Regions from separate parts of the Homo sapiens genome. Here region 1 is linked to region 2. Evidence: chromatin loops called from intact Hi-C (ENCODE). Cell type or tissue: endothelial cell of umbilical vein. All regions are shown on one strand.

Region 1 (2,500 bases), 92 kb before region 2:
ATATTATTTAAATTTAAGGTATAAACTTTTACATGACAAAATGCTTAATAGCCTATAATCTTAAAAACAGAATTATTCCAATTCCCATATTGTATGTTACTTCATCAAATATTACCATTATATCATGTTTCTTGTACTAAAGTGTTTCCTGTGAAATAACGTAATAAAATGGCCTTTAGTATGCATGATAATATTTAAATACGCATTTTCTAGTAAAATATAATGCTTATTCATTTTTTTCTTCTAGTTCTAAAGAAAAAAATGCACCAAATGCATACACTTACTTTATGATAATTTCTGAAACTTAAGTAGAGTTTGGGCCTGCAACAGACTTGTGTTTTCTAGTAGTTATGTTTCATTCATGCAGGTGGTAGTGGTCCTATTAGTTTTCCTTAATAAGTCCCATATAGCTCTGGCCAGTCTTTCATAGAATGAGTTGGTAGGTCTTTCCTCCAAAGTTTGATTTCTCCCATTTTTTTCACATTGCAATTTCAAACTTTCAGTAATACCATCAAGATGAGACAGTAAACTATTATTAGAGTTACCACAAGTTTGAACAAAGTTGATTATACATCGCAAACAAATAAATACTTAAAACCTTGTTCATAGAGATCAGGCCTTGCATACCTACATAGTCCAAACATTACATTCCTGACATTTAGAACATTTAAATGCAAACTGTTCTTTGTTAGGGCTTTCTCATAACTGAAATATGAGTCACTTGCAAACCATAATAGATTTTGGCTCTGCTACATGATGAAGTGTTCTGGATGTCGTGAAACATTTCACCCAGACTTATGGCAGTAGAATTCCCAGTGGTCACCCAAAATAGGGAAAAAAATGAAGAACAAACTTAAAGGAAATATGCAGACTCTGGCACCATCCTTTCGTGGCAATACAGCTCTTTATTGTTGTTAAGAAATGGAAATATTTAGAGCCTAAACCCATAAACTATAGTACAATTAGGCGTTGAATTTTTTTTTTGTTCCTAATTACGAAATTTAACTCTATACTTGATTCTCATGTTTAAGGTCAGGTCATAGAGTGTTTCTTTACACATCACCCTGATGCGGTCATACTGAGTTGTCTCCCAGCACTGAGCTTCTCACTGCATTGTGGGCAAACTCATATTCCACACTCTACACTCATCTCAGGCAGGAAAGGTGGAGTTTTCCTTTTCAGGGCCAAAGGAAGCAACAGCTGAGGCGTGATGGTTGTACTGATATTGGTGTGGGTTTCAATTTGGTTAGTTTGCTTTCAATTTCAACTCCTCACTTGAGATTCCATACAGAAAAGTAAATGGTAGGCTTCCAGCATCTTGTTTCACTCTGGTGAATAAAAATTGTTTTGAATGTAAGATTAGAGTTTTTCCTTGCTTAATTTTAGTAGTACCTACACAGCATAAACTGAGGCATCATTTAGCAAAATGTTATTGAGTTGACATCATAATGACCTATTAAGGGCAATACACATTTGAATGAGCTCAGTTATTCTTCCAGGTTTACACGTGCCTTTCATGGTGTTTAGTGTAGCAGCTTTTGAAGCAGAGATGGGCAATGTGTAGGACCTTTTATTCCAGTCTCCTAAGTGGGAGATATTCTGAACAAAACATATTAAGGATATTTTTTCTGAAGTTTTTGAAATTTTAAGTCATGATTCACTTTTCAAAAGAAGACATTTATGTGGCCAACAAACATGAAAAAAAGCTCAACATCACTGATAATCAGAGAGATGCAAATCAAAACCACATGGAGATACCATCTCATGCCAGTCAGAATGGCAATTATTAAAAAGTCAGGAAACAATAGATGCTTCTGAGGCTGTGGAGAAATAAGAACACTTTTACACTGTTGGGGGTAATGTAAGTAAGTTTGACCATTGTAGAAGACAATGGCAATTCCTCAAGGATCTAGAATCAGAAGTACCATTTGACCCAGCAATCCCATTACTGGGTATATACCCAAAGGAATATAAATCATTCTGCTATAAAGACATATGCACATGTATGTTTACTGCAGCTCTATTTACAATAGCAAAGAAATGGATCCAACCCAAATGCCCATCAATGATAGACTAGACAAAGAAAATGTGGTACATATACACCATGGAATACTATGCAGCCATAAAAAGGAATGAGATCATGTCCTTTTCAGGGAAATGGATGAAGCTGGAAGCCGTCATCCTCAGCAAACTAACACAGGAACAGAAAACCATATTCTGCATGCTCTCACTCATAAGTGGAAGTTGAACAATGAGAACACGTGGACACAGAGAAGGGAACAACACACACCAAGGCTTGTTGGGGGCAGTGGGAGGCAAGGGGAGGGAAGTTGGAGGTTGGTTCAATCAGTGCAGCAAACCACCATGGCACATGTATACCTATGCAACAAACCTACACATTCTGCCCATGTATCCTGTTTTTCTTTTTTAGAAGAAATGTTTTGTTTTAAAAGAAAAAAATAGTAAGTCATTATTATGAGTAGTTACTGAATTATCATAA
Region 2 (2,500 bases):
ATGTGATGATTACTGAAAATAAAGTTAGTTACCGATGTAAATACTTGATTGAACACTTCTTTGTCCTAATTTATAGCATACTAGAGACTAAAGATTACAAATCATTTTAACCATGCAAACGTATATTTTGGAAACACAGTGAAAATGATTACAAACAAATTTTTCAAGTACATATTACCAACAAGTGCCTGTCTTTAGATATTCATAATTTACGTAATGTGGCAAATAGTTTAGTAAAATATTTCCCAAATGGTTAATGACTGTCATAGAGTATTTTAAGTTCATGGTTCTGAAATGCATTTAAACATGTGAAATCAACTTATATAATGATTCATAAATGGAAATTATTTTTTAAGAGTAGAGTTGGGGGACATTAATTCCCAAAACGACATTTTCATTGTCCTTTTTATATTTTTGTCACTATAGAAAACACTCCAAGAAATGCCAAATGAATGCATTCATTTTCCCTTTTTTCCTTTGACTTCCAGCTGTTACTCCTGACACTGCCTTATCATTAGAAGGCAAAGGGCGCTTGGACTACCACATGAGTCAGAATGAGAAGCGGGAATATTTGTTAAGGCAAAGCTTACGAGGTGCCATGTTGGAGCCTTTTGGTGTGAACAGTCTGGAAGTAAAATTTAGGACCAGAAGCGAGAATGGCGTTTTAATCCATATCCAAGAAAGCAGCAATTACACTACTGTGAAGGTGAGATAAAAGCTAATGGTGACTTCATTTGATTAGACCGCCTGCCGTGTAGTGGTTTAAATCACTTCCCCCATAATTTCTGTCCTTTTCTTTACAACCCATTAGAGTTCCGACTAATGCTGGGCACTATTCCAATGTCATCTATCTTAACTATTCCCCAGGCATTGGCCAGAGTAACAAAGATCTGAATGGTTTGGTTTCTACACACTTTTGTGTTGCTTTAGAGTAGAGAACCCTGCCAGGTAGGCCAGCACACAAAGAATTAGTTGCAATCTATTTTTCTGGTAAGAATTTATATCACTTCTTTTCTTACTTTTAGACAAAGCAAACCAAAAATATAATGTTTGTTTGAAATACAAAAATATTTTTCTCCAACAATTATTTCAAATATTGATATGTATATGTCAATTGACAGGATTAGAATAAGGAAAAACATTTTGAAATAAGCAAAAACATTTTGAAATTATATGATTTCTGGAGCATATATTCAATTCTCTATATAAACTCTGTGGAGTAAAGTATATTTGGAATTCATTATAATTTTACTTAACCTTTCCAAATAATTTTTAAATAATCTTAAAAATTATGCTTCATGAGAACAATGGATTTATCATTAGGCTTTTACATAATTTGTTTTTTCTTATCTGTAAATAAGATACTAGACTTATATACAGATGAATAATTTCATTAGATATCCATTTTTGCATCGGCCCTTAGCTTTCTGAAGTTTTAAACCTATGTTCTGCTTTCTTTCCCACAAATAAGTCATCTCCTAGACCAACAGTTTCTTTAGTTTAGTTATATTTACTGCCTTCCATTAATATTACTTTGTATCATTCTACTGATAATTTTTTATATAAATTTTAGTAAATTCTTAAGATAACAAATCCAGATTTCCTGAATTATTTTCATCTATTAGTCAATATTTAATAACTACTCCAGGGATAGTTCACAGAGAAAAAGAGCAATTTGTTCAGAAAAATTATTTGGTTTAATTCACATATAATACTAAAAATAAAAATAGATGTTCACTTCTAAACTTCAGCCTCTTTCATCCTCAAAATTTTTCTCTGTGCAAGCCAACCATGATTATGTTGCATATAAATATATTTAATAAGTAGTACAAAAACCAATATTTCTTACCTTCTCAAATGATAATTCCTCTAGTCCAGTCATTTCCAACTAGGATAGATTTTACCCCCATGGGACATTTGGCAATATCTGGAGACATTTTCAATTGTCACGGTTAGGAGTTGGGAGAGTACTTCTGGCGTCTAGCGGTAGAGGTCAAGAATGCTGCTAAACAGTAGCACTTCACAACAAAGAGTTATCTGGCCCCAAATATCATTAGTGCCAAATGGCAGACACTCTACCCTTTTCCCTTACAAGAGAACATCTTCAGGTTTTAACTTTACCTCTATTGAAGCAAAGGACCCAGTTCCAGAGTTAATAAAACAACTGTAAAAGAGAACACATAAGCCATTGTATTACATTATTATCTGGTACTTATAATTTTCATTGAAAATGGTATTAGAAGTAAACAAAGTAAAGAAGCAAAAAAAGAAATAGATCCTCATCTTCTATAAGAAACATATTTTATATGGTTTGAGAGGCTTTGACATTGAGGTCTGTGTGTTATCTGTTAAGTTGCTTCCAAGTCTTCGTGCCATTTAAATGACATATGAAATATTTCTGTACTAACGTACACTTAAAGCCAAGGAATTCAGTCAAAATACAATGTGGTTGAAAAAAATCAGAGACACATTTTTTTCTTCACTAAGGAAAAAGCTGAAT

What was found. Hi-C counts contacts between places; a loop is a spot of excess contacts. Peaks named below come from ENCODE experiments on the same cell type or tissue, not always from the same donor. Only the 100,000 strongest peaks of a DNase experiment are listed, where the experiment ranks them.
Region 1: it touches region 2 in a loop (2.0-fold over the local background); 1 of 110 quality-filtered maps calls a loop at or near these places.

The regions. Positions count from the first base shown.
Region 1 is chr4:125,389,216-125,391,715 of GRCh38, forward strand. All of the region lies in intron 2 of FAT4 (FAT atypical cadherin 4), which reads left to right. Among named protein-coding and RNA genes, the nearest start is that of FAT4, 76 kb to the left of the region's middle. In endothelial cell of umbilical vein, no CTCF peak of the experiment used is centred here; DNase peaks (open chromatin) are centred at 676 and 1,176; H3K27ac peaks cover 1,890 bases.
Region 2 is chr4:125,481,033-125,483,532 of GRCh38, forward strand. FAT4 (FAT atypical cadherin 4) reads left to right here. Exons shown (of 18, transcript NM_001291303.3): 16 at 489-706. Among named protein-coding and RNA genes, the nearest start is that of MIR2054, 25 kb to the right of the region's middle. In endothelial cell of umbilical vein, no CTCF peak of the experiment used is centred here; no DNase peak of the experiment used is centred here.